2 separate regions of the Mus musculus genome follow, and region 2 is linked to region 1. The links are chromatin loops, found by intact Hi-C in ENCODE. Cell type or tissue: heart. All regions are shown on one strand. Each heading gives the region's core, and the rest is flanking DNA. Links, peaks and the distances in the headings are about the cores only.

The links. Hi-C counts contacts between places; a loop is a spot of excess contacts. Peaks named below come from ENCODE experiments on the same cell type or tissue, not always from the same donor. Only the 100,000 strongest peaks of a DNase experiment are listed, where the experiment ranks them.
Region 2: it touches region 1 in a loop (7-fold over the local background); 7 of 42 quality-filtered maps call a loop at or near these places.

Annotation. Positions count from the first base shown.
Region 1 is chr13:45,383,667-45,393,454 of GRCm38, forward strand. Mylip (myosin regulatory light chain interacting protein) reads left to right here and starts at 6,076. Exons shown (of 7, transcript NM_153789.3): 1 at 6,076-6,377; 2 at 7,523-7,713. The coding sequence starts at 6,291. In heart, for the core only: CTCF peaks have their summits at 3,718, 5,868 and 6,751; DNase peaks (open chromatin) are centred at 6,055, 6,835, 8,025, 8,595 and 1 weaker place; H3K4me3 peaks cover 3,107 bases; H3K27ac peaks cover 2,692 bases.
Region 2 is chr13:45,269,756-45,279,543 of GRCm38, forward strand. No RefSeq gene overlaps it. Among named protein-coding and RNA genes, the nearest start is that of Gm34466, 6.9 kb to the left of the region's middle. In heart, for the core only: no CTCF peak of the experiment used is centred there; DNase peaks (open chromatin) are centred at 4,806 and 8,256; H3K27ac peaks cover 1,574 bases.

The DNA of each region.
Region 1 (9,788 bases), core at 1,126-9,125:
CATCATGTTGATGACTTCAGAGAGTCTCTGAAGAGACGAGAAGGAAGAAGCTGTCTGGGAAGAGGAGAGGTCACTAACCAAATAGTAGACATGGACCAGTTTAAATGGTTAGATAGGTTAAGAGCTAGTCAGGAAATGAACCAAAGCTTATGATCTAGTCATTTAATGATAACAATGAGTCTCAAAGTTGTCATTTCAGGAGGTGGGGAAGGAAAACTTGGAACTATTAATTTTTTTTAAACACAAAAGCCCCATTTTCATTTCTCCTTCTATTTCTCTACCACACTGTGCAGCCAGAGAGCCCTCATCAGGATATTGTCAAGATGTCCTTTAGACCCTCCAACCACCAGAATCTCTAGCCGAATAATCTTCTATGCTTTATAAGTTACCCAGCCTCAAATAGTCTGTGATAGCCTCACAAAAATATTTCCGCACGGAAATATTGTTCCCCAACAAAATGTGGCGAATCGAACAGTATCGTGAAGCTATATGCATCATTCAGCTGAATGACACAGTCCAAACACGGAGATCACAAATGTGGCCTTTCAGGGCATTTTAATTGTCAGGGGATGAATAGAAGAGAAGTTAGTATTTGATTAAAAAAAAAAAAGGGGGGGGGCTAGAGGGATGGCTTAGCCATGAAGAGCATGTATTACTTTTGCAGAGGACCCCAGTTCAGTTCCCAGCACCCATATAATACATGTAACTGCTGATCCAGAGCATCTGGTGTCCTCTTCTGGCCTCTGAGAGCACTTGCAACCATGTGCTTACATACACACATGCACACACACACACACACACACACACACACACACACACACACACTTAAAAAAAGAATTAAGTATTTAAAAAAATAAAGAATTGAGAAACTGCAATAGCTGGTGTGTGTGTGTGTTTTCTTTCTGGTTATGATTTTTCTAATATTCATAAGATTACATTTAGATTTGGAATTGAACATCTCAAGTTCTTCTCAATATCTTGATATATTTGCATTTTACAAATTGCTATGAATCACTTGCTTATGCCACAATCAATATTTACTTTTTATTTTCCCTGTCTCTCTGCCTGTCTGCCTGTCTCTGTGTGTATGTTGTTACAAGTGCCACATCACACAGGTGGAGGTCAGAGGACAACTTTCAGCAGTCAGTTCTCTCCTTCTGCCGTGTAAGTCCCAGGGATTGAACTCAGGTTATCAGGCCTGGCAGCAAGCCCCTTACCTACACTGAGCCATCTCACTGGCCCCACAGTGACTATTTAGAGCACAGTGTATGCAGACAGAAACATCATCCCATCGATTCTAAGTGGAGAGTCCTGATAAAATGACATCCACTCCATTTTCCTCTGTGCACTGTTCTCTTTCAGGTAATCTGTCACTCCAGGTACCTTTCCTAGTAACTAAAATGAAGGAAAAGAAAAATCACTTAAACGGCTCTCCAATTAAGACAATGCCACTGCAGATCGCCCAGGTTTTATTTAATACAGGAATTTTTCCTCTGCCCCCTTTCCCCTTTTAACCAGCCAGTTCCAGAAATGAGATGCTGTGCTTTGGTGGTAGGCGAGGATCAAATTAAACTACTGAGTTTTGTGAGGCTAATATTTCAAATGAGAGATTTCAGCTCACTCAACTTGTTTTAACACACGTATGCCTGATGAAGCGTTACTTATGTGAATAATTAGCTCGAATAATGTGTGAAGGCAAAAGGGCAGCTTTTCAGGCAGTAGATAACTGTTCCTCCAGGGGTGCTCTTACAAATAAATGGGGAGAGAAAGAGGCGGCTGTGGCAAGTGATGCGGCCACTTCTCCTAAGGGCCTCACCTGGGACCCAGTGCAGGGCTTCTGCAGCCCTGCGTGCAATGACAAGGATATAATGAGCAGAAGTAGGTCCCCAGCCATGTTGAGCAGACCACATGCTCAGCCAGGAGAATCTGTATGGGCATAACCATTGCTTCACGTGACGTGTGTTACTCTTGCAACCTGGCGTACAAGACAGAAGAAAAGCCAATGTTTGAGTCCATTGGAGCAGCCAGAACTGTAGTGTCGGTTTGAATATGCTTGGCCCAGGGAGTGGCACTGTTTGAAGGTGTGGCCTCGTTGGAATAGGCGTGTCACTGTGGGCATGGGCTTTAAGACAATCTTCCACTAGCAGCCTTCAGATGAAGATATAGAACTCTCAGCTCCTCCTTCACCATGCCTGCCTGGATGCTGCCATGTTTCTGCCTTGAGGATAATGGACTGAACCTCTGAACATGTAAGCCAGCCACAAATTAATGTTGTCTGTATGAGAGTTGCCTTGGTCATGGTGTCTGTTCACAGCAGTAAAACCCTAAGACATGTACTGAGTTCATCAATTCTACCACTTTGATACAGTTTTTTGCTTTTGTTTTGTTTTTACTTTTAATAATCTACATTCGTGCGGGCCATATTTTTACTGTACTAGCTGAGTAAAGCTTTATTCTTTTGGTTCAGGGGTGGGGGGAGAGGAGGACAGGGTCTCACTCTCTACCCCATGCTGGACAGAACTCAATTGTAGTCCAGATTGGCCTCAAATTTATGATCGCCTCCCTGCCTCAGACTCCTGGGTGCTAGGAATTACAGGCAGGAACATCATGCCCTGCTTGAGAGCAACGGAAAGCAGACAGCAAGAGCGTCTTCCTTGGCTTCAAACACGACTCAATCCGTCTCACTTCTCAACCTTCGGACCTGGATATTCCGAGTCTCTTATTTTGGAGCTAGACTCAGCTGGGGCTTAAAACTGGCTCCAGACGCTCTGTAGCTTTAGCAGATGGTGGAGTCTTCTAAGAAGCAATTCTGCGGTGGGTTTTCTATTCCCTAACAGAGTGTTTTAAACATAACGTGCTTTCTCACGCAGCCTTCTCATCTCTTAACCAGTCTCTGTCTTATCCCGGGGAAGAAATGACAGGAGGGAAGAGACAGGACGCACAGCCTCCTCCTCCACACACAGCCTCCTCCTCCACGCGCACCAGGAGAAACCTGGATCGATCCTTTTCTCCCCAGACATCAGTTCTTTCCCTGGCCTTCTGCTTTTAACTTTTTTGGAGGGTTTTGTTTGCTTGTTTATGCCTCTGCGTGTTTTATGTCTGTTTTTTCACATGCTCCGTGGAGACCAGGGGTTGACATTAGACACCAATAACACGCTTCTGCTTTGTGAAGTTTTTCAATTTTATTTTTTGAAAGGCAGAGTCTTTTACTAAACCTTGAGCTCACGGATTGGCTAGACTATCTGGCCAATGAGCCCCTGGGTTCTTCCTTTTTTCTCCTCCCGACCCAGGGATTAAGAGCACACACCACCAAGCCCTGCTTTTTATGTGGGTGCTAGGGTCCTCAAGCTTCCACAGCAAGCTCTTTATACACTTTTAGACAGAGTCCCACTGTGTAGCCCAGGCTGGCCTCAAACTCATGATCTACTTACCTCAGAGGCCTCCCAAGTGCTGGGATTCCAGGCATGTGTGCATGTGTGCCACAACATTTGGCTAAGAGTTTCAATCACTCAGTTCATTCACTAATTAATTTTTATTTATTTAATTTTTTATTTAATTAATTTGAGGTCTAGTCTTTAGCTAAAGATATCCTCAAACTCCCTACTTAACCTACAATGACCTCAAGTTTCTGATGCTTCTACCTCTATCCTGCAAGTGCTGCTGGGATTGCTGGCCTGGTGTCACACCGCTGCCATTACACACAGTGGTGTCTCACCACTGCCATTACACACAGTGGTGGCACACTGCTGCCATTACACACAGTGGTGGCACACTGTTGCCATTACACACAGTGGTGGCACACTGTTGCCATTACAGACAGTGGTGGCACGCTGTTGCCATTACACACAGTGGTGGCACGCTGTTGCCATTACACACAGTGGTGGCACATTGTTGCCATTACACAGTGGTGGCACACTGTTGCCACCAGGGCCACTTGATGGTACTCGGGGCTAAGTCCATACTACGTGATCACTTTATCAACTGAGTTTCAATCCCAGCCCTTGATCTCTTTTGTTAAAACCACCTCTTTTCTTCAGTAGTAACTGGCGATGCCTTAGTTTAATTTTTACACTTTAGTGTTCATATATGTAACACGTATCGGTCAGAGGACAACCTGTGGTTGTTGCTCCATGGGTCTTGGGGTCAAATTCAGGTCATCAGGCTTGGTGGCAGGTACCTTAATCCACAGAGCCCCTTTGCTGGCTCTTTTCTGGAGATACTTGGTTTTAAAATGATTAGCTCTTTATTGAGGATCTCACAGAAGGAATTCAATGGATGTGGGTTAAAGAGATGCCTATGTCATTGTTAGCCATGCAACTGGTTTGTAAGTAACTGATGGTTGTTAAATTTTTCTTAATTAAAAATTTTAAACCTGACATTTCCTTCGCTTCTACAAATTATTTAGCTGCTCATATTAAAAATATAAATATAGAATCATTTCTATGAAAGAAAGCCATTTAAAAAAAATCCTTGCCAAACCCCAAAGTAAGATAGTTTTAAAGATAGTTAAATAGAAATGTTTCTGTTTTTGTTTCTTGTCTTGTCTTTGTTTATTCTGTTTGTTTATTTTTGTTCTTCTTCAGCTCCTTTCTACTCCCAGTATCTAGGAATTTCCCCAAATCTGTCCCCTAAGTTCCCCCTTGTTTAAGCTGGTTAAGTTTTGGCCTTTCAAAAATATTAAGCAATACAACCAATTTCCATGTTGCCTCCTCTCCTTATGGTGAAATTTCCAGCGATGGGCCACAGATTAGATAATCTAAATGTTATCTCCCAGGTACACGTGCCAGACCTGCTTCCGGGAAGGAAAGGAATGAGCAGTAGACCGGTGGATGAATGCAAGCTTACACTGGACTTGGAGCAGTTCGAGAACTGTACCATGTGTTCCTGAAACACAAAGCCAAAAGACTGAACAGTTCTCTCCGCGAGGGCTCTGCTAAGATCCCAGTCCTTCTCCGATGTTTTCCCCATCGTCAGAAATAAATATCACTGAGCCCAAGTACGAGGTGCACCACCAGGTTGAGCTATACAGCAAGACTTCGTCTTAAACGCACAGCAAACAAACGGCACAGAGATAGGGTCATTGGCAGGCAGGGATGGCTAGATTGCTTCCCAGCGGTGCTGGGGCGAGGGGGGGCGGCTTGCAGGAGGGGGTGTCCAAAAATAGCTAGTCTCCATTCTGCGAGGACACTGAGCTTCAGAGAGATGGAGTTTTCCAAAGATCCAAGGCTGAAACCCATATCTCCCGGCTTATCTTAGAAACCAAAAAAGACAGTATAGGCCAAGAGAAACAGGTGGTAAAAATATGAAGGTTGTACACCTTTAACCACTAATCTCTTGTATTGAGATTCCCATCCTGCTAGGTCCTGAGATGAGCCTGTTATCTTTAAGATGGGGTAACATCTGGGTGTCTGAAAGAAAGGGCAGGGAGTGTACCAGGTGTATAGTGAACGAATTGGATGAGAGATAGGCTGGGTGACATAACTTGGTAAGGTGTTTCAATGTAGCAGAACCCACACATAGAAACCCTTGGCACGAGTTAATATAAGAATGGTGCTTGGATCAAATTACCGGCTTATATTGGGTCAGCTGCAAAAACTTTTCTACTTAGATTCTTCTTTTGACAACCCACGGTGGCAAATGCCAGCGGAAAAGCCTCTTCTTTAGGCTCTCTGTCTTGCTTGCTTCTCTTTTGGCTTTCACAAACCACCTGGTTATTAGAGTAACCCCACGCAGGAGTCCTGAGAACCGTAGTAGCAACGTAGCATCACAGGAGCCTTTGATCACAGTTCTCTCAAACCCGGACAGAAAGGCGTCCCCTGGAGCTGCGGGCGACAGCGGGCTGGGAGGAGCGTCGCCCAGTGGCAGAGGCCGCGACCGTGCTGGGGATTGGGGAGAGGATGGGCTCCCACCTCCCGCAGCTCCACAGGCGGTGCCGGGAGGCGGGGCTTCAGCCCACCGAGACTGGGAATTGGTTGCCGGAGCTGGGGAGGAGGGGCAAGCACGCTGTGATTGGCGGAGTCCGGTGCCGGAGGGGCGGGGCCTCTATAAAAGACGCGTGCCTGTAGCGGCGCAGGCAGTAGGGCTGTCGGAGCGGCGCGGCCGTGTAGCTCCCGGGAACTGGCTGTCGTGGGGGTGGCGGGGACGCGAGTGGCGGCTGCGTGGGGTGCAGGGCGGGTGGCCGCACGGCTGCACCTTCCTCACGGAGCCCGGAGTCGACTTGGAGCAATTGCGGTGAGGCGACAGCTCCGGCGCACACCCGAGAAGAAGCGGCGGTGGCGGCGGCCCCAGCCATGCTGTGCTATGTGACGAGGCCGGACGCGGTGCTGATGGAGGTAGAGGTGGAGGCAAAAGCCAACGGCGAGGACTGTCTCAACCAGGTGAGGGCGGCGATCGGAAAGGGGATCCCTTCTTGTCCCCGGGAAGCCTCGGGGCTCGGGGATGCTCCCCGGGAGCCGGGCGACGTTGCAGCAGCGGCCCGTGGAGTGCTCCCGGGACGCCAGGCTCCAGCCTCCTCCTCCTCCCCGCGAGTGGAGAGTGCGGTGGGGGGGGGGCGGGGGGAGCATAGAGGACGCTTACGGTGGGGGATCCGGGGCCCGGAGACCAGAACACTGCTGGGAACCTCCACCCTGTCCGTTAGCCTGGCACTTTTCTCTAAAGAAGGTGGCCCGGCACACCTGCCGCAGGTGTGTGTGTGTGTGATGCCTCCCGTGGAGTCCTTGCAAAGCCCGGCAGCGCCACCCGCGTCCCGGGATGAGATGGTTGCAAGCGGTCGCTGGCCCCGGGGCTCCCTAGCTGATCAGGTGGGCCCGAATCTCAAGCCGCTTCTCAGAAGGACTGTTCACCTGACACTCTAGGCTTGCTAGGGATCCAGAGTATATTGAGTAATTTGCGGGGGACGGTTCTGCAGGCAGCCTCCTTCTTGAGGGGTCTTTACACGTGTGTTTTCTTAAGGGTGACTAAGGCTCCTAACGGGGTGTGCCTAATGGATATTGGCAGGCCCATTTGACCCCTTGAAATACTGTGTCTACGAGACCTGTGGACCTGAGCTGTTTGGAAAGGCGCTTGTAAAGCTTAGCTGACACTTGTAGCATGCTTCCTCAATGCGTTTGTGTTTTTGGAATCCAGATGGTTAAAACTGTCCAGATAATACGCTGCCAAATCAGCTGTGCAGATGGTGCTGCGGGGCGGAGGGGGGGGGTGGCGGGGGGAATTCCAGCGATTGGAATAAGAAATAAAACACCCTGTGTGTTCTTCTACCTCAGCCTTTTGGGAAGTCTGTTTTGGGGGGACCCCTTTCCCTGTGCCATTGGTCAGACCCTAGAAATAGTCAAGCAAGGCCAAGCCTCCACTGGAGGGCTGCGTTTTGGCTTTGCTGTTTCCTTAAAACCTTGTTTTTCCGGTCGGTCTACCAACTGGCATTGCAAGAAGGTAGAACTTTGGGAAAGCAGGGGCCAGTCCTCTCCTCGGATGGAGCCCTTAGGTTTGCACTGCTCACACCCCATACCTTTGGTTTTGTTTTTAGGTGTGCAGGCGTCTAGGGATCATCGAGGTTGATTATTTTGGGCTGCAGTTCACGGGGAGCAAAGGTGAGAGCTTATGGCTGAATCTGAGAAACCGGATCTCCCAGCAGATGGATGGGCTGGCACCTTACCGCCTTAAACTGAGGGTCAAGTTCTTTGTGGAGCCTCATCTCATCTTACAGGAGCAGACAAGGTAAAGCGAGGCCGAAACAAACCAATGTCAAGTACACCTCAGATTCCATTTAGTGGTAGCTATCGTGCCCTCCCGGAGATGTTCCCTGGCAAAATTGACTTGGTGCAAAGGAAGTTCAGGAAAAATTCAAGTTTTCCAAAGCACAGTTGGCCTGGGTGGGTTTTTCAACACTTGGTTTTTTGTTTTGTTTTGTTTTTGTTTTTCCTGTTCTGTATAATATTAGTGGGAGAGGCAGGGTTGACTTCTTACAAACAAAAAGAAAACCAACTTCCTGACAGCTTCATCTAACGCCCGCTAGTAACCCCGCCTCAGCAGTGTTACTACAGGTCACTGTAGACCGTTCTAGCGGAAAGCAGGAAACAGTTCCTCTTGGGTTACTTAAACTTGGTCAGTCCTCAGCCTAAGTGTCAGATTACAGTGTGTAGCAGGAGCGGCTCTGTCTGGCCTCCTACAGATTTTAAAACTTTTTTAAGTTTCACAAAATCTTAATAAAAGAACTCTTTGAGGGGCCACTGTAAAGTAAATTTCAGCCTACAGATTTATTAAAAATGATTGTTGGACATGTGTTGTTGTTTTTTTCCTCCTTGTTAAACTAAGGGCCACCAGCCATGGTAGACAACCGAAGCCTGTGGGTGTGGTCTCCTTTTCAAACGACCAAAATACACACACACATACCCGGTACGTTTCCCTCTGAGCTGACTATATAATACTTTTCTCAAAGATGAACCAAAATAGGAAGGTGATGTTTAATATTTATTACCAAAATGCAAGAGACTACAGTGGCGTGTGGAAAAAAGGAAAATGATTGCTTTGAAAGCCACAGCAAACTTTGGATCCCAGCACTGATGTTTTCCATACTCCTGTGGCTTGGCAATGGGCCACGCATGTGAAACACGTGATCCTGCAGATTTCGACTCCTAATGGGGAACAGGCTCTTCTGAGAGGGTTTAACTTACCACTTTTTTTTATTTACTAAACAAGCGATGGAAACATTAAAAACTACCATCCATTTGGATTTGGAATGTCCACTTTGCCTGCCTTGCTGTGGCCTTTTAAAGGTTGAGAGAGATTTTGTTTATGAAGGAACCTGGCATAAGAAATTTTTACTGTTTCTGAAAATACCTTACAAATATTCATGTAGTGGCATACTTACAGATGCTGAACTGTCTGTATTAACCACAAGAGGCTCTGTCCTTTTTTAAAAACATTTACTCAGTGTCTCTGTGTACTTGTGTATGTGTGGAGGTAAGAGGACAGCTTTCAGAAGCCTCTTCTCTCCCTCTACTGTGTTGGACCTGGAGTCTGAACTCTGGTTGTCAGGCTCAGCAGCAAACATCTGAACCATCTCACTGGCCCATAGACAGATAGACAGATGGACAGACCGACCAAACTAGTTTGTGAAAGCTTCCTCAGTTCAGTCAATGAGAAAAATGCATGACAGCATTTATTTGTGTGTGTGTGTGTGTGTGTGTGTGTGTGTGTGTGTGTGCGTGCGTGTGTGTAGCAGTCACATTGTGATGCTACAGTGATTTCAGGGCTTCCAGGTGCAACCCAATTCTAGTGACATAAATTTATTTTTGAAATCAGCCAAAAGGTGAGGAAGCAAATAATTTCATTTAAGTAGTGGAAGGATAATAGCAAATGAATTGTATCGGGAATGCGTCATGCTTTATGACTGACTGTGAGGCGGTTTCTACTGCGATGTGCCCTCCTGTAATTAGGTCAATACCTGTGATCAGATCTACTTTATTCCTGTAAGAAAGCGGCGTTTGTGAATGAGTACTAGAATCAGATTTCCTGCACTGGGTTTTCTGTACCTTGGTTGCCTTTGACTCTTGGGAGTTATATCTAATGGCATTCAAAGTATGTGCCTTCCTGGCTCAACTCAGTCATTTCAGTTGATTTTCCTTCGTTTTCAGAGGTCCCATAGGATGGTTAGTGTAAAGCTGAGCCAGGCAAGAGGTTTGTAACCCCAGCGGCTTGGGAGGGAGAGGAACAAAGACTCTGAGGCCTTGGGTTATAGTGTGGGTCCAAGTCTAGTCTAAGAACTTAGTGAAATTCTGGGTCAAAATAAA
Region 2 (9,788 bases), core at 806-8,805, 110 kb before region 1:
TTCTGTGCCTTGGTGCCTGGCTTTGGGGCATTAAGAATAAATGGTTCTGCATTAAGCACAGATTTGAAGGAAGTGCTTCGTTGTAAGGTTAGGAATCAATGTGTCTGGTGCTTAGATCTGTCTGAAGACAGATCCGAGAGCAGCCAGTAGAGGTGGTGACAGTGGGGTGGCCCTGCTGCCTTGGGCTCAGTGTCGATGAGAGGCAGGGTGCCATGATTTTGAAGTTGAGGGCCCTGAGTGGCATCAGGGACTCTGTTTCCTGATCTGCTGTGACCTGGGAGGGGAAAGGAGATCTGACAGTCTGCGATGCTTAGAGAGGTAGACCTCAGATGGGTTTGCATAAGCTCCCTGGAGCCCACCAGTAGAGCTGAAGGATACCAGGATGTGTCACCCCATAACATGCCGCCCTGGAAAAATGATTCCGTTTTGCTGAAGGCAACTGAGGACCAGAAGTGAAGAGAAGGTGTCCTTGAACCAGAGGCAGGGGGGAGGGCGCATGATTGGGATAGCACACAGAAGAGCTACATAAGCTAGCCTTACTGAAGCAAATTTTTGTCTTTCACCTGCCTCACCCCACCCCATGTCCAGTTTATTTGCCAAAAGTGAGTCCTGTTAACGAAAACACAGAGAACGTTACCAACCTGGTGGCCTTGAATTCATTCATGGCAGGAGGAATTTGAAATTTCTATAAACTACATATCAACTTATCAAAAATGTCAACAAAGGTATTGGACTTTCTATGAATGCATCCATAAGAGAGATGCCTAGGAGGTCTTATGAGTAGAGAGAATTACTTCTTGTAAATATGAATAATCTTTTATTGACAGTGGACCACACTGATCACATAATGTTTAATCTGGTCTTATTAATATTTGCACATGAACAACCGCACAGAAACCTTTGTTAGATAAGGATCTTCCAAGAAAGAAATAATGGGCTAATCATGGTCTCTCCGGAGAAGTGATGTCTTCCTTGCATCCCTTTCCCAATCATCCCCAAACTTACTGGTTGTCTCCCATGCAGGTTCTATTCTTCCTGGAGCTTCTAGGAGTCCCTACAGTGTGATTCTGTTTGTCCTTTACCATATCTTGAGAAAGCTTGGATGCCAGTCCAGTAGGACAGTTGTGGACACAGTGTGGGAAGATAGTCTTACTGACCAGGTGCTGGTTCCTCATGTTCGCACTTGTGTGGCATTCTCTAGCCACACAGTGAGTGAACATTTTTACCTGGTCTTCCATGAGCTGAGGACTCTGCCCTTGGTCTTAGTTGGGAATGACTCTCCCCACTCACTGACTGTGAAATTCAGGCCCATAACTTCTGTCTTCTCAAAGCATAAAATTGGAACATTCATACTTCTGCCCTGAATTGTCATAAGAATTGATATAAATCTTGTCACCTGGTATACAGTAGATACTTCTTAGTGGTTTTTAAAATTTATTATTCTTTGTTTATTTGGGCACACATAGGGAGGTCAGAGAATTGCTTGCAGAAATGAGTTTTCTCCTTCCTCTATGTGAATCTCAGAGAATAGCACCAGAAACCTTTATCTGTTGAGACTTCATGCAACTTTCATTATTCTTTCTTTATCCCTTCTTTGGTACTTCTTCTGGAATGAAGTACCCTTGAGAGCTCCTCTACTCCTAGCTCCTATTGGGATCTTCTAATAGAATTTTCTGAAGGTCAGCTATAACCAGTGCTGCCGTAGGTCACCCGCAAACTCCTATATCCATCCACTGATCTTTATTTTTAAGCAGTTTGAACATTTGACCTCTCTTTGGGAGGAATATTGGGAGGACTTGATTATCTCAAAGGGAAAAAAAAATGATCTGTCAGCCAGATAAGTGTGTCTAAGTTATAGGAAATTGAATTGACACACAAGAGCCCATTGTTTCTATGGTAGGAATTGAATTATGTTAGAGAAAGATCAGAGAGCTGTTGCTGACTTCCCAGAGGATGCTAAAATTAGATAAGATGCTGCAGTTTTGTTATATGGCACGGGGGTAAGGAGACTTTAAAGAAAGCATCTAGCTGGGGCCCATTCAAAGTCAATCAAGGTTTACTTAAGCAAAGGACAACTAAATGTAATGAGTTCACTGAAAGGCAGAGGAAAAATAATCAAAATCATTTTCTATAGTGGCTATTAAAGTGAAAGACACGGGGCAGAAAATGCCATTCAACAAATACAGCAAAAAAATAAAAGCAGAGGCTGTAAAATGTTGATTATCTTGGAGCCCTTTAGAAAGGAGTTAACAGTTGACTTTATCTTTTCAAGCAAAGATCTTTTAAAAAGGATTTTAAGTGGATGGTTTCTAGAAAGATTACATTCTTTTACAAGTTCTCAGAGTATGAATAATAGAATCTAACCCTTTTCTGACTTGGAGTGCCAGTGAAATTATATTACTGTTAGTTATTGTAGACTCTTTTGTTGATATATGATGCCCTCAATATCTGATTAGGTGCTTGATGCTAACTGGCTTTAAAGTGTTCCCAGACTTCTGTGGGTATCAGTTTTCTCTCTCTGCCTGGGTGTTGCTTCTGATAGCTGGCCATCTCTAGTGTCCTTCATCACTTGCAGTGATTGCTAAGTTCAAACCAAATTTGTACAAAGCTACTTGTAGATTGTTACATACAATTTGAATGTTAACTTTGCCTCACGGGCTTACACATTTGATCAATTGGTTCCCAGATAATGGCACTGTTACAGGTGGCTGTGGGACCTTTGAACATGTGTCTTGGCTAGCACAAGTGGGCCTCAGGGGGTGATACCCACTCCTGGTTTCAGTCTGAGCTCTGATTCTTGTCTAGCACTACAGTGTGACTAGCTACCTCATGGTCTCATCGCCATGGATAGGAGCCAGTCCTGGTGGCGTGGTGTGAGCTGAGATCAACACTCCCTTCACTGAGTTGCTTCTGTCACACATTTTGTCACAACAATAAGAAAAGGTACAGATATATAAACTAAATTCTGAATGAACATTTGAGGGTTTAGGTGGAATAAATATGAGACTTCATCTTTTTTTTTAAGATATTTCAATTATTCTATCATCTTTTATTCTGAACTATGCCTAAATTAGAAAGAGTACTCCAAATATAACCTGTAGAATGAATATATACTAGAAGGGAAGATTCATTAGATTGGTTTGGGCTAGAAGGGCTGGGTAGTGTCTCATACTGAAGAGCCTGAGAGCCAGGTAGCTTCTCAGTCTACGAGGCTAGGTATCAGCAGTCCCTGCATGACACTACTAGCTTGGAGGATTCCTGAAGAACTTCTGGTCTTTAGCTCACGTAGGAGACCTGCAGAAGCTGGACTCTGAAGTCAGCAAAGAAATGCAGCAGCAGCAGCAGAGTAGTTGAACTTGCCAGCAAGACCGAAGGCAAGCACTCGAAAAGCCAAGCTTCCTCCTTTAACCTCTTTTAACCTGCCTGACATCAGAAGGTACTGCCCATGTTTAGGTACTGCCCATGTTTAGGTTGGTCCTTCCCACTCCAGGTAACTCAATAGGGCATATCTCTCACAGGTGTGTTCAGTAGCTTGCCTCTTATTGACTCCAGGTCAAGTTGACTACTGAGATTGACCACCCCCACGCTTTAGTATCAAACAATGCCTCACATGAGAATGCTTTCCATAAATTATAATTGATATTCAAGTATGAAGAAATGTGGTATTTTCAGGGATGGTCATCTTCAGCTGGCGCAGCCCTCCACACTCTGGTTATCTTTATTACTGGGTGAACTTAGGGAGATGGCGCTTGATACTGATGAAGATGCTGAACCTGGAACCTAGATCTTATGCTAAGGAGTCACAGTTGCCTAATGACTATGTTTTGCAGGAGGTATAGTAGGTCAGCTTGGCTGCTCAGCTGTCTCAGACGCCAGGCTCACTTGATAGGTTGAAGTATATATCCACGCAAAACTATATAACCTTCCTGGAGACCATTGGGGCTTGGGATACCTGACCCTCAGGCCAGTCTCCTGCCATAAGCAGCCTATGTGCTTTATTCCAGTCTGCTCTCCAAGTCCTGTTTCTATGTGTCACTGTGCAATAAAGAATGCTAACTAGCCCTGTGTTGGGTGACACACTGAGTCATAAAGCCATGCTTATGGCTGTAGGCAGCTCATGCTCCCTTCAGCTGTCATTGCGTGACATGCTTAGCTGAGAGTTCCATATGACTGGGTGACAAGAAAGTTTGCTCTCCTGGGGCCACTAACCAAGGATCTAGCTCCTTGGTTCTAATATGAGAAACATTTTAGAAGGTTCAATTTATGAGTTCAAGTTGTGTCACATATCTGTAAATTCAGTATTCTGGAGTAGAGGCAGAAATAGGAGGAACGTGAAGTTCAAGGCTAGCCTGGGCTACATGATAAAACCCTGTTTTGTTTTGTTTTGTTGTTTTTGTCATTGTTGTTTTGAATATTTTGGTTTGGTTGGTTGTTTTTTATATATTCATTCAACGGTTCATCATGGAGCACAGACACTGGGATAAACTCTGAGACACCAGAATGAACAATGTGAGCAACCTGCTCCAGTGAACTGTGAAGGTACAGAGGTCATCACAGCACAAGGCTACGATGCAAGCACCACTTAGTTCTGACCTTCAAAGTGGAAAAACCTGTCTAATCCTTGATCTCTAGTTCCAAACAGGACACTAATACAACCTGGCCGAGGCCTCAGGCGCTCTCATCACTTCCTGGAGGGTGTGTGGGGGAGGGGAGAGCTCTTGTATCATCATCATTAGAGCTCACTCACTGGACATTCCCCCATGTCCTTTTGGCAACCTTCAGTGTGGGGCTCTTGAGCTGCTGCGGCAGCTTACATTTACCCACAGAGCTGGAGGGCAGACTTGTGGACGGTGGCTGTCATCCCAACACTTTAGATAAGAGGATAGACACAGAGCACAGTTGTTGTGTCTCTCTGAGCCAAAACATGTGCTTAGCAGCATTGTTTGCCTTCTACCAGGACAGTGTGCCTCCACAGAAGACTTTCCTCTCTGAAGGAAACCGAGACTATTGTTCAGAAAGTTCAAGAACAGGAAAGATGGAGTTTTAATGTCTTTTCCCTCCGTGGGTTGTGAAACGACTAACTTCTGACCTACAGGAACAGAAGGAAGTTAAGCAGGTAAACAAAGCCATGTCTAAGGAGGCATTATGATTGCCTTGTTTTGAAAATACAAGAACATTCTGAGCTTCCAGAGGAAATGCTTGTGTACGCACAATTTGAAGATTGCCGTTTCCTTCTTGGACGAAATGATTGGAAACTTCATTCCAGAGAAACTTGAACTAGCTTTGTCTCCCCAATACCTGTCATCTTCAGAGTTAGTTGACTGGGGTTCAACTTCCTATCCAGAGAGAACTACAACTAATGCTGGCACATTTGTCAGGAACTGTAACAGATATCTCGATATCTTATTAAGCCAAAATAGAGTGTGATTATTGTGAGTCAAATGTTATGCTCCTTGTGTCTTTCTCACACACATATTTTATTGCATGTTAAAAGATTTGATAGATACAAAAGGAAGACAAACAAGTTATTTCCTAGTACGGAATCTGGCATCGTGGGTTGTCCTGGTAATTATCTGAATGGAATGTCTGTTTTTGAAAACATGCCTATTACTCCTCTGAGCAGGCATACTGAGAGTCCGCATGACCCTAGAGTGGAAAGCAGGTTTGTCTCTGTTCAGATCTTGCTTCCTGGGGCCCAGTATCGAGCCAGCAGTGAACTCAGGTCTCCCCGTGCTGAACAGAGGGTTAATTAGCCTTGAGGCAGTTTTACAAGATGAAGATGTTTCCTCACTGTGAGAAGAGTGTCATAGTCTTGCCAGGAGAATTTTGGTGCCCGGGATATCAAAGTAGAGGCCTTCTTGGATCAATGAACATGCCATCCATTCAAGGGTCCAGGGAAAGCTCAAAGATGAGAAGGCAGCTGCAGTATCCTGCCTTTTGTCTGCCAGGATAGCCAGCTTCATGCACAGTGACCGCCCCCCCCCCCATGTCTGTCCTTTGAAGATCTTGCCTTGTCATTTACTTCAGTACTTTCTCACCTGTTGTAACCTCTGCCTGGAATTTCCTCTGCCTTGCCTTGCCTTGCCTTGCCTTGCCTTGCCTTGCCTTGCCTTGCCTTGCCTTGCCTTGCCTTGCCTTGCCTTGCCTTGCCTTGCCTTGCCTTGCCTTGCCTTGCTGCCTCCTCCTCCTCCTCCTTCTTCTTTAAAAAAAAAAAACCCATAATTATTTGGTTTATTTCTTTATATGTCAGCATGGGGTAGGGTGTGCATGTGAAGGGCAGAGGGCAGTTTCTGGCAGTCTGTCCTTTCCTCCTTCCATGTGGGGTTCAGGCAATATCTCAGGCCAGCAAGCTTCTGGACCCACTGAGCCATTTTCCAGCCCACCAGCTTTCGTTCAGCCTGCTCATTCTCATATTTTCTCTGTCTAATCCATGACAGACTCCTCCTGGTCCCAGCATGTATTCTAATCCTGTGTGTTTACTCTCCTACTATTCTCCAACTCCATTGCCTACGTGCTATGTTCAATGACAGCAGGGAGAGTCTGTGTCCCTCTTGGCCTGCATGGTTTTCTACTTGGCACATGGTCACAGCTCATTGGATATATGTTGAATAATATGACTGAGTCATGAGTGGATTAACACTAAAATTATTCGTGTTGCCTGTCTTAGTTGCTTTGCTATTGCTATGACAAAACACCATGACCAAGGCAACTTGTAGAAGAAAGCATTACCGTTTCAGAGGGTGAGTCTATGGCCATCGTGGAAGAGCATGGTGGCAAGGCAGGCAGGCATAGCCCTGGGGCAGTGTCTGAGATCTTACAGATTGATCTGTATGTAGGAGGGAGGGAGGGATAGGGAGAAGGATAGATATGGGGGAATAGAGGGAGATGGAGAGAAAGACTGGGCCTGGCATGGGTGTTCAAAACCTTCAAGCCTACTCCTAGTGATACCCCTCCTTCAACATGGCTACTCCTTCTAATCCTTCCCAAACAGTTCCAGAAAATAGGGGAAAAAAACCATTCAAACACATGAGCCTATGGGCACCATTCTCATTCAAACCCACTAAGTTAAGAAAATGAGGTAGTATATAATTATATATGGTCCTTAGTACTTAGTTTCTCAGAAGTATGTCCTCTGAGAATGCCAGATGTGGTGAGCAAGTATAGAAATGAGTTAGGACATAAGCTGCAACATAAAAACCAGGTATGTGTATGGGGGACATACCTGTAATGCCTGCCATCACTGGCAAAAACAGGAGGGTTTTAAGTTTGAGGCCAACCAGCTTGGGCTACGTAGAAGACTCAATCTCAAAAGATAAATGAATCAGTAAGTAAGTAAATAAATAAAAAGCAGAAGAAACACTATGGCGATAGTACATTTACCTTTGAAACGGGATAAAGAAGTGGGCCTTCAGTCATCTTTAAGTCTTAAAAATATTTCATCTAATAAAATCTTGTCACTCTTCAGTTGTTCCCCAAGTCAGTCTTATCGAGAGAAAATAGAAATGTCCACCCACATTCCTGATGGCCTCATGTTTCCCATAAAATTAAGGCTGGAGAGACTGAGAGTGGATGTGGGGAGAAGGTATTTAAAGTTTCTTTAAAAAATTGTTTTTGGGGGTGGGGAACATTCCTGTCCCCAGCCACAGACTTCTGAGTCTCTAGCGATGTGCAGCAGCTTCCAGGAAATGAAGCCATGACAGATAATTCTGACTTGGATGGGGTCAGGGTGTTGGCTTCAGAGCTGCCATTGGGCTGATGAAATTTTGCCAGACCACAGAAGAATCTGGAAGAGGGGAAATGGCATGAGCCTGGAAGAAAATCCCCCTGGGATTGTGAAGTTGAGTAGAAGAAAGGGGTGCGGGCTACACTGTTCTTGGAGCTTCCTTTCTTGGACACCCCCCCCCCAAGTTGTAGCTAGCCTTTGGAATTCTCCAGAGCTTGAAGGTAAGAGGTGTGAGTAAGAAGTGGCCTCAACTGTGCAGAGAGGAAAATGCTGGTGATGTGGAAGGTTCTTGTCTCCACCTAGATAAGGTGGCATATGACTCTCTGCTACCACACCTGCCTTCTTTGAATGTTGGAGTTCCCCAACTCACTGACATTATTCATCTCCAAATTGCTGATGGTCTCTGCCCCCAGGACCTACGTATCACTTGAGAGGTACCATTTGTGCAGATATGGACCAGAGAGAGCACACTTCCTTTTGAAGGTCAGGAAAACACAAGAAACCTGGCTCCGACGACGTGTGAGCTGGCTCAGAAGGAATTGTGGGAGTGGCTAGAGACACAGAGGGAAGAAGATGAATAGGAGCCTGTTGCCTTGGCTGTGGAGAGAGGAAATAAGGGGGTGATTGGGAATGAGTGGAGTGAAAAATGTTCTCACAAGAAAGCAGAGTTGCAAACCAAGGCGGGGCCCAAAAATAGACAGTAAGAAAACACCATTGCCAAAGACTGGCTCTATCTTCCTTCAAGCAGGGCAAGGAGGGGCATGTTAAGTCTGAAATGCCCTGTCAGTTCATGTTTTGAGTATTTACTCTGTGGCTGCTTGGGAGGCTTTGGAACTCTTAGGACTGGGCGCAACACTCGGGGTGCACCTTTAAAAAGTAAACTCAATCTTTGGTTCTGGTTCCACCTGATGTGAGGAGCCTCCTTCCCAAGTACCTGCCACCATGAACTGAGCTGGGTCATGATAGTATTGTCAGGGAAGGAGATATGAAGAGGAAGCTGGATTAAAATTCTCTGAAACAGCCGAAATAAACCTATTAAGTTGCTTCTGTCAGGTACTTTGGTCATAGCAATATGAAAGACTTAACGAAAATGATTTCTTATGGTTTCACTCATTCTCCTACTCATATTTCCCTCCTTCCTTCTCCTTCCCTCCCCCCCCCACTACTCCCTCTCTTTCTCTCTCTTTTTCCTGTCTTCCTTCCCACCCCCCTCTGTGTGTGTAGTCATACATAGAACATAACTATAAATGAGAAGAACAAAATCCATCCCCCAGTTAACAGGTGACATAGTAAGCAAGGACCAGATAGTACGATTATAAGCCATGATACTGGCAACGGAGAAAAGGAGAAACTGGCATGAGTCTTGAGGGCTCCAGAGAAAGAAGAGCAAGGACCAACACCCTAAGGGAGAAAGCTTATGGATATATTGTGGATCCCACATCGTCTTCCTCCTGTCCCTTCCTCCTCTTCTCCCCTCTCCTGTCCCTTCCTCTCCCCCTTTCTTCTTAGACAAGGTTAGAACCTACGGCTTTGCACATACTAGGTTTCTTATTCTATCACTGTGATACCTTCTCAGTCCTTTTGCATATTTTAATTTCAAGACAGTATCTCACTGACTGGCCTAGGCTGGCTTTGCAACCACTCTGTAGCCCAGACAGGCCAGAACGTGCCATCAGCTTTCCTCAGCCTCCCAAGCGACTGGGATCGCAGACCTGTGCCATCAGGCACAGCTCTCCTATCTCCTTTTAAATGGCTATACCTCTCAGTGGGGGACTCCTGTAGACTCAGGCAGCCTAGCAACCAAAAGTGGAAAGGAAGCAGAGTAGTAGAGACCATTGCAGTCAAACTAGACAGATGGTTTCTCTCCTTTTACCTCCAAATGGGGGCTAGGCCATATGTCCAGCCTTCTTCTTATTCATTGGCCCTCCACCTGATGGTGGAGGGCACTGGCTTACAAACTCCAACAGAGAATGGGAAGGTAAGTATCTCTCTCCTCCCTAGCTGCTTTCTTCCACACAACCCTTTCCCTTCCAGTTCTGTGCCTGATATGGAGGGAAACAAAACA